Regions from separate parts of the Homo sapiens genome. Here region 2 is linked to region 1. Evidence: chromatin loops called from intact Hi-C (ENCODE). Cell type or tissue: CD4-positive, alpha-beta T cell. All regions are shown on one strand. Region 1 has its middle 100 kb from the start of FOXN3-AS2. Region 2 overlaps LOC105370617 (a long non-coding RNA gene).

The links. A loop is a pair of places that touch in the nucleus more often than their neighbours do. Peaks named below come from ENCODE experiments on the same cell type or tissue, not always from the same donor. Only the 100,000 strongest peaks of a DNase experiment are listed, where the experiment ranks them.
Region 2: it touches region 1 in a loop (1.9-fold over the local background); 11 of 110 quality-filtered maps call a loop at or near these places.

Annotation. Positions count from the first base shown.
Region 1 is chr14:89,678,472-89,683,471 of GRCh38, forward strand. No RefSeq gene overlaps it. Among named protein-coding and RNA genes, the nearest start is that of FOXN3-AS2, 100 kb to the left of the region's middle. In CD4-positive, alpha-beta T cell, no CTCF peak of the experiment used is centred here; a DNase peak (open chromatin) is centred at 2,700; H3K4me3 peaks cover 1,209 bases; H3K27ac peaks cover 1,760 bases.
Region 2 is chr14:89,629,433-89,634,432 of GRCh38, forward strand. The region is part of intron 3 of LOC105370617 (a long non-coding RNA gene); the gene reads left to right. All of the region lies in intron 1 of LOC105370616 (a long non-coding RNA gene), which reads right to left. Among named protein-coding and RNA genes, the nearest start is that of FOXN3-AS2, 56 kb to the left of the region's middle. In CD4-positive, alpha-beta T cell, no CTCF peak of the experiment used is centred here; no DNase peak of the experiment used is centred here.

The sequences.
Region 1 (5,000 bases):
AAAGCCATCCTGGGCCACATATGGCGTGTGGGCAGTGGGTTGGACAAGCTTGTTCTACAGATTCCTGGAAATAGAAAACAAAAGTCCACATATACATATGCTCCAGTAATGTGGTGGAGCCATTTCCCACCAGATTGCAAGCTGCTCTTCCCACTGCCTTGTTCAGTGACTTCACCTTGGTAACTTGAAATCACTGGCTGTGGCAGGAGTATTTACACCACAGAAATAGGCAAATGATACAAATCAGGGCTTCTTCCTCCAGAGAGCTGATTACTAAACACTTTACCAGTGCACCACTTCTTTGAGCAGTTTTGAGGGTGGAGAGAAGGTAAGCCCTTTTTAAATGAGGTTTGGGAACTTTAAGGAATGATATACAAATTAACTTTGATACCAGTAGAAAGCTTCCCAAGGGAGTACAGAGAGGCATCCCAGAGCCTCTAGCGAACAGATAAGCTGCGGAATGCAGAAAGCATTTGGCTCTGTTTTCTTTGCTTACCAGGGACTTTAGTACAGATTGAGCCTTAAGGAAAAACAGTTCCAAATAGTTAGAAATGGGCTTTCTTGTTATTCTGCTGACTAGAAAGATACTGCCTAAGGCTCTTTGGAAAGTTAAGATGACAGGTGATGCCTTCTTCAGAAAGACAAATTTCTATGTAAAAATTCTCATGAATGGGATAGATATGTGCTGTCCAACAGGAATCAAAATGTTCTTTGTTCATGCCGCTAGACACATGCTGCTACGTAACCCTTGAAATGCAGGTAGTCTGAATTGAGATATGCTGTAAGGTAAAATACACACTGGATTTCCAAGACTTAAGAAAAAAAAAAGAATGTAAAATATCATATTAACATGTTCGTATTGATTACCTGTTGAAATGATCATCTTTTGTATATATTAATTATTAAATAATATACATTATGAAAATTAATTTCACTTGTTATCTCTACTTTTTTTTTTTTTTGAGATGGAGTCTTCCTCTGTTGCCCAGGCTGGAGTGCAGTGGCACAATCTCGGCTCACTGCAACTTCTGCCTCCCAGGTTCAAGCGATCCTCCTACTTCAGCCTCCTGAGTAGCTGGGATTACAGGTGGACGCCGCCACATCTGGCTAATTTTTTGTATTTTTAGTAGAGACGGGGTTTCACCATGTTGGCCAGGCTGGTCTCGAACTCCTGACCTCAAGTGACCCACTCATCTTGGCCTCCCAAAGTGCTGGGATTACAGGCATGAGCCACCTCGCCTGGCCTCTCTTCACTAGTTTTTAATGTGGCTCCTAGAAAATTTTAAATTACATGTGCACAGCTCTGGGCAACATAGGAAAACCCCATATCTACAAAAAAAAATACAAAAATTAGCCAGGCACGGTGGCATGCGCCTATAGTCCCAGCTACTTGGGAGGTTAGGTGGGAGGGTCACTTGAGCCCAGAAGGTTAAGGCTGCAGTGAGTTGAGACTGTGCCACTGCACTCCAGCCTGGGCAACAGAGTGACACCTCGTCTCAAAAGAAAAAAAAAAATTACATGTGTGGCACACACTATATTCTTATTAGGTATCACTGGGCTAGATCATGTCCAATAGAACTTTCTATCTATAGTGATCAAAATGTTCTATATTTATGCTGTCCATCCAGGTAGCCACTGGACACATGCTGGTATTTAACCCTCGAAATGTGGGTAGTCTGAACTGAGATGTGCCATAAGGTAACACACAGCTACTTCGGAGGTTGAGGTGGGAGGACTGTATTCTGAATCAGGTGCTGGAGAAGGCAGAAGAGTATAGGGAATCAAAAGAGATGGGCAAGCTACAAACGCAGCTCAATTTTGCACAGCTCATAAGACAAATTTCATAATGCAATCTCTTCATCTACACTGAGGGTTAGAATGCCAGGAAAATGCATAACAAATGCCCAACGTGTTGTATAGGCAGAGAGGACAACACACCCAAATATTTGAAACCATGAGCTGTAAATCTGAATCTCAAGCACAGTCTCTATTTCCCTCAAACCTTCTCCCTTGGGTAGATAGGATTATGACAGTGTTGAGAAGGTGCTCTGGAATTCTGTGAGAAACACGGGTCAAATTTTTAGTCCTGCTTCCAATATATATGTCCTCCTTCCAGCCCCAGCCAGAAAAAGAACAGTATTGTGCTTGAAAATTTATGTCAGATCACTACCCACCTTGAAATCCAGCACCTTTTTTCAGATGGAGAGCCATAAGGCATAGATTAAGGTATAAGCAGCCCCTGTAAATCAGAAGGATGGCTAAGCCTGGACAGGACTCAGATTTCATTATTTTAATTTCTGGTCTTCAGTTTCTCAAGGAGCTTTAAAAAAAGCAACACAATAATTCAAATACACTCAAGGTTGAAAATGTATTTTTTTTTTTTTTTTTTGCCCATTTCTCAGAGGTAGGCTTGGCTTCTGAAGCTGTCACCAAGGCATCTCATTGAGGGCAACTGCTGCAGCCAGTGGGAAAAAAAGGGTTTGTTTTCAACATTAAAAAAAAAAAAAAAAGTGAAGGGAGGAAGAAATTCATTTTTTCTTCCAAACCTCCAAGCCTTCACTTGGAGGATACCCACTTCATTGGCATCTTCTGGGTTAAGGAGACAAAGGTCATGTTCTGATGAGAAGACTCAGATCGAGCATAAGTTAAGGAAGTTTCCACCACCCACGTCACCTGCAAAACCACCACGTAGGAAGCACACTGTGAACCCCTGAGAGGGAGCGTGGCTGGTACATAAATCCTTGCTTTCTCTGCACGCTCCTTCTGGGACTTTTGCATTCACCGCAGAGAGTGGGAACTGTAAAAATAGACTATATGTTTCTGAAGAAGTGAAAGACTTATTGCATAATGGTGGTAAACTGTGTCTACTAGAACAGAATGACTGTGCATGCAAACATAAAACTCAAAAAATAGCTACCATTCCAGACAAATTTATTTTTTTTAAATATTCAGCCTAAGGAAAAATATGTGGCTCTATGAGTGGAGTAAAAGCTTTGCTCCCTGACATTGGGAAAGTGGAATGACATTAGGTAGTCCAAAAATCTGGCCAACATATGAGGCTAATTCACACTGACCTCTCCTCAGCTGTAAGTTTCAGGTTATTTCTCTCCTCTTTACTTCCTTTTCTCTTTGTAAGACCTACACAAAAATAGAAAGGAAATAATTTGGAAACAGAAAGTATCAATTTTTGCAGAAGCCCTGTAAGGCACAAATCTACCACTTCCTTCCTTCCTTTTCATCCCTAGGAACAAGAAGAATGAGAAAAACATTCAGACAGACACAGCTGTCAAGTAGAAGAAGAGGCGTCTCCTCAGCCCTGGCCTTTGCTCCCTGCCTTCCCCTTTTCCCACTCTCCCTCTTGCGTTTCTGTGGGGACTCTGGATCACTGCTGAACCTGTTCTCCCTTAATAACTTCTCAACTGTGGATTTGCCAATCCATACAACAAATATTTATTAAGCAACTAGAATGTGCAAGCCTGGGCTAGGTACTGGGGGATGGGAGACCACGGCAAGTGAGAAAGAGAGACACAATGATAAACAAGACATGAGAACTTTCTTAAAGGAATTTAAAATCTAGCAAACAGGCTGGGCGTGGTGGCTCACGCCTGTAATCCCAGCACTTTGGGAGGCCAAGGCGAGAGGATGGCTTGAGGCCAGCCAGGAGTTTGAGACCAGCCTGTACAACATAGTGAGACTCTGTCTTTAAATAAAGTTTTTAAAAATTAGCCAGGCGTGGTGGTGCACATCTGTAGTCCCAGCTACTTGGGAGGCTGGAGCAGGAAGATCACTTGAGTCCAGGAGTTTGAGGCTGCAGTGAGCTATGATCATGCCACTGCACTCCAGCCTGGGGAACAGAGACTCTGTCTCCAAAAATTAATAAATAATAAAATAAAATAAAATCTAGGGTTGATACACTGAGTGTATTAAGTGTTATGATAGTGTGTCATGAAACCTGAAAAATGTCCTTAGGAGAGGCCTTGTCTCAGAATGCCTGGAGGTCTCTGTGGGGTACGCCTGGTAGAAGTTGATGTGACTTTTGGGAAGCAGAAATTGTGAGGGAAATGAGACATATAAGATCATTGCCAATTCAGTGCTTCAGGTCAGAGTAGATGAGACAGATTGAGACTACCTGGCTTTTGGCCACATCCCTGAGTCTTAAGGGAAGAGGCCCAAATGGACAAAATCTTTCCATCAGTAGCCTGTCCATTGGGTATCCAGTACCCAAGGTCTCATGGTTCCCTTGCTGGTAGAATGGTTTCCTTCTCTCTTTGGGTTATTTTTGGAGTCCATATGGACATGGCACTAATATAGTGTTTTAAGCAGCTGGACAGTCCAACCAGAAGTCGGATCAAAGAAGACATACGAGGGGACAATGTATGTCTGCCATTGTGACCATCAACAGCATCTTGGTGGCCTCAGAAGTTAGAAGCTCCTTTGAAAGGCTTCTCTTCAGAAGATGTTGGCAATCTCATCCTCACAGCAATGGGGGCATCACAGGTCGCTGAACATGAGGGAGGAAAATGAGACACACTAAAGGTAGGGTTTATGTGGATCAATGAGCCTGAGGTGCTTCATGGAGCCTGTGTTCATTTATGCTCCCAAGGTTTATTGAGCATTACCTATGTGCTGGGCACTGGGCTAGATGCTGGACATACAATGACCAACCAGTCAGACACTAGCCGCTGCCCCAAATGTCTTTGGTCTGCTTGGGGCAAACAGAGGTTACTTATACTTGTATCAGTGATGACTTAATTGGTTAAGTCCTATAAAGGAAAAGTACAGGATCGAGAAAGCATAAAGGGGTGTTAAGGTAGTCTGAGGGGTTATAAAATGCTTCCCTGGGCAAAGGGAACTGGATGGAAATGTTCTCACAGTCGCAGGTATGGACAGGACTAGAGCATTTCTCTTTTTAGAGATGCTCTAAAAAGCATTAGAAATGCTCTAGTCCTGTCCTAGTCCTAGCTCTAGTCCTGTGATGGCTTTTGTGACTCTGTTATTAC
Region 2 (5,000 bases), 49 kb before region 1:
ACTGTGACTCCATGAGGGAGGGTGGTCATCCCTGCACAGCTGCAAAGGGTAGGGGCCGTGATTTCCACCTCTTTTCCTCCCACGTCTCTGTCAATCTGGCTTCCACTGAAATCACTTTCACTAATGCACTAATAAATCCCCAACGGCTTAATCTACCTATCTAGGCTGTGTCACACTGCTACTTTCATTTTCTTGCAACTCTTGCCTTTACTGAGCTCTACATTCTTCCTGTTTTCCTTCTCCCTTTCTGACCAGTCCTTCTCCATCTCTCCCACTGGCTCGTCCTCCTCCCCCGCACCACCCCCGCAACTAAGGCCGCAGTTCTCTCATGGGTTCTTTTCTCTTCCATTCCACATGCTTTTTCTTGGTGATCACGTCCATTTTCATGCCTTTTGACAATCACCAGTAACCAATGACCAGCACGCACATATTTCCTGAATTTCAAATCCCTGTCTCTAATAAGCTCCTGGAGCCCTCCACCTGAATATTTTGCTGTCACCTCAAATTCAAATTCAATGTCTCAATCTGGATTATTATCATTTTGCTCCAAACCTCCACTTTTTTTTTGTTTTTTTTTTTTTTCTTAGACAGGGTCTTGCTCTGTTCCCCAGGCTGGACTGCAGTGGCATGATCATGGCTCACCGCAGCCTTTACCTCCTGGGCTCAGGTGATCCTCCTACCTCAGCCTCCTGAGTAGCTGGGTATGTACAGGCACACACCACGATGCTCAGCTAATTTTTTTGTAATTTTTGTAGAGATGGGATTTCTCCACATTGCCCAGCCTGGCCTGGAACACCTGGTCTCAAGTGATCTGCCCTCCTTGGCCTCCCAAAGCGCTGGGATTACAGACGTGAGTCACTGCATCCAACCAGACATTCACTTCTTACATTCCTATATTTACTGCCCAGAAAGCTCAAAATTATCCTCAACACGCCCCTCCCTCCTGTTCCACCCTCATTCACCAAATTCTACAGATTCTGCCTTAGAAATTAATCATAAACTTGGCCCTCCTCTCCATCCCTCTGGCCTTTGCCTCGGTGAAGCCCCCTTCCCCTCTCTATGGCCACGGTCCCCCACACATCCCCACACTGCTTCCCAGTTGTCTTGCACCAGATGACACAGAGTGCTTGGGCAGCCAAGGGAGGAGAGCTCAAGCAGACCTAGGAGACCAAGCAGATGGAAGCCAGCAAAGGAACAAAGGTTATCCATGGGGTCAGGACCCTGGGGGATCCTGAGGCTTGAATGGAAGCTATAGTTTTGCAATTGCAGCAAGTCCTGCCTCCAGCAGTGACCAAGCTGATCCCTAACTCCTCTGAGGATTTGCACGTGGCTGCCTACCTCCACTCCTTCCTACTCCCAGGGTAGGAAGGAAGCTGCCCATGGCCATAGAACTCATTACCCTAAAATACCACCTCAATTCCATCGCTTCCCAGTCCCCAGTCTTTGGTGACTCCCCATCATCCACAGAATCCAGAGTACACTTTCCATTTCCCGCCGAGTGCTCCAGGACCCCATAATTGCTCACGTAGCTTTGCTGTTGAGTGTGTCAATTACTCACCTAAATTAGTCATTCCCCCTCTCACACTTAACTATTGACTGTGATTTTCCAACCTCTGGAATTTGCCTATGGCTTTTCTCCTCCTAGAACCCTGTCCTATAAGTCCTCAAACCTATTTGTTTAGGTCTTATGTGGTTTTTCACTTGTTAAGCCAACACATATTTAGAACCAACTAGGGGCCACGCCAATTCCAGCAAAAAAGACTAGAGCTCTCCCCTCAAAGAGCACTTAGTCCACTGGGAAAGGTGGACAAGGAAAAGGAATTTGCATTACAATGTGATAAATTCCACAGTGATGTTGCCATATGATGTCCTGGGAAAACCTTTCTGGGAATCTCTCAAATCTCATCACCATAGAGATGTTCACATTAACTTACAGAGAAACCATTTCCTGTCTTCTGAACGCCAGGGCTATGATTCTCAACTTTGTTGTACAAAGATTCATCTGGGGCCTGTAGTCCCAGCTACTCAGGAGGCTGAGGCAGGAGAATGGCATGAACCCAGGAGGCAGAGCTTGCAGTGAGCCGAGATCGCACCACTGCGCTCCAGCCTGGGCGACAGAGCGAGACTCCGTCTGGAAAAAAAAAAAAAGATTCATCTGGGGAGCTTTTTTTTAATACACATTTTCCAAAGTCTCACTTTCAGAAATTCTGAGTCAGTAGACCTGAGATTCGGCCTAGGAATAAACATTTTTAATAAACCCCTCAGTGATTTTAATATAGGTGAGGCCACAGGTCACACTTAGAATAACATTGCTAATGCGTTTATTGTTTTTGCAACTCACATACCATACCAGATACTTTCTTGTAGTCTACACACTTACATGAATGGCTTATCTAGTTTGCTAAATAATAGATCTTTAAAAGCAGAATATTTTACTTATACATCTTTTTTTCATTTTGTTTTGTTTTGAGACAGGGTCTTGCTCTGTTGTCCAAGCTAGAGTTTCGTGGCATGATTGTGGCTCACTGCAGTCTTGAACTCCTGGGCCCAAGCAATCTTCCCACCATAGCCTCCCAAGTAGCTGGGACTACAGGCATGTGCCACCACACCTGGCTAATTTTTTTTTTTTTTTTTAGTAGAGACAAGATCTCACTATGTTGCCCAGGCTTATCTTGAACTCCTGGGCTCAGGTGATCCTCTCGCCTTAGCCTCCCAAAGTGTGGGGGTTACAGATGTGAGCCACTGCGCCAAGCCTTCTTATACATCTTTATACTCCTTCAGGTCATAAGAATAGTACATGAGTAATTGTATATCTTTGGTGCTTCATAAGTCTTTAACAATTTTAGTATAGTCATATTTTGTATTTAACTTTTTATAACTATATATTTATTTCATAATTTGAAATATTTTTTTAAAAGATTGATGTGAGGACATGTTGCTGCTGAAAGGCTGAGAGGTGCTAGTGACAAGGTGGGGATGGGAGGTGCTGCTGCACCCCAGGGGCCCACACTCTCAGGTGGGGGCAATGCAAACAGGGCGCCTGCTGCACAGACCAGCTCAGGGAGGTTCAGGATGCACTAACATGATGCTGAGAGAATGTCTTAGAAAGGTGCCATTGGGCCTTCACAGGTGGTGTTCTTTTTACTTTTATTAATTTTTGTAGCGACAGGGTCTCACTATGTTGCCCAGGCTGGTCTTGAACTCCTGGGCTGTAGCCATCCTCCTGCCTCGGCCTCCCAAAGCACTGGGATTACAGGTGTGAGTCACCACGCCCAACCCAGAGGCCGTGTTCTTTAAAGTCAAATCTGAGGCTGGGCATGGTGGCTTGCACCTGTAATCCCAGCAGTTTTGGAGGCCGAGGCGGGTGGCTAACTTGAGGCCAGAAGACCAGCCTGGCCATCATGGCAAGACCCTGTCTCTACTAAAAATGCAAAAATTAGCTGGGCGTGGTGGCGCACACCTGTAATCCCAGCAACTTGGGAGGCTGAGGCACGAGAATCTCTTGAAGCCAGGAGGCAGAGGTTGCAGTGAGCCAAGATTGCACCACTGCACTCCAGCCTGGGTGACAAGAGTGAATGAAATGAAATAGTCAAATCTGATCTCCTACCACATCCCACAATTGTGACAAGCCGTTCTCTCAAACGATGTTTCCAGTGGCATTTTCAAGAAAATGCAGAGGGAAGCCCATGAAGCCCAAGACTCCCGCCCAGCTGGAGGCTGCCTGCCTTTGCTTGTAACCTCCATCAGGGCACCGTGCCTGACCATACCTGCCTGCAAAGGCTCTAGGGCTTGCAGGATCTCTGGAACTGCTGAACTGAGATGTGGGTCTCAACCATGTGGGTTTGGTTCTGCCTTCTCCACGCTCGGACTAGATCTCTTTCTAGATGCAAACCTAACTTCCCCTGTGATGCCACGTGCGCTGGGCCAGGGCTTGTTGCAAACCCCACAGTTGTGTTTCCTGGACCACCCGCTCAGCAGCATCCCAGACAGTGAACCAGAGCCCTAATTGGGCCTGGAAATCACTGGAAGAGAAATAAAAGAGGATTAAGCTGGGATTACTCTTCTTTCTTATTTACCACTCCCTGAGAGCTCTTCTTCCCCAGCCTCTCCAGCTGGCCTCTCTTCACAACTGAAACTACCAACCCCCTCTGCCCCCCATCATATAGCATTAGCCCTACTCCAATCTTTCTAGAAAGTTCTTGTTCTGGAGTCCAGAACGAATACAGATATTGAATAAGGCATATTTTGGAGCTCAGGACCCAGTAGGATGTAGCCTCGTAGCTGTAGCAAAACAGGAAAGATTGGTTAGAATTGGACCCAGAACTAGACCAGGATGGAGCCCAACTAGTCCCAGGTGCTGTTATGGCATCTACTGCGGTAGTGCCATCATTGGGCATACTCACATGCCTTAGTCCATGCTCAGGGACAAATGGAGCAAAGCAACTGGGACCTAGAGATACAGTCAAATAGAATTAAGCTAGTCCATTGGTGGATAAAGGGTTCCTAGCCCCTGGGCTGAGTTTGAGGACCTTTTCTTAGCGGGAACTGCACTGCCAGGTAATTTAGCAGAATAGGGAAGCAATGCAAGAATCCAGCTACCAGATCTGTGGGTCAAGGAACATACTATGACTTCTGAGCAAAACTAGTTTTGATATTTGAACAAAACTAGAGGGAAGAAGGCTGAGGCTTGGAGATACTCTTCAGGAATTCTGCCTGCCTGTGATTCTCCTTATAGAATTCAGAGGAATAAACAATGCCCCACCCAGGACTGACATAGAATGCAGAGAGGGTAACCCAGGCAGCCCCAGGTACTCGCCTGGGTCCAAAGGCCAACCTTGGCCTTCAACACTGCAACATTTCTTTACTATACAAGTGGTATCCTTCATACTCACATGTCATGGTTTATGCTATCTAAAAATTAGAATTGACCTGTAGTCCCAGCTACTGGGGAGGCTGAGGTGGGAGGATCCCTTGAGCCCAGGAAGTCAGGGCTGCAGTGA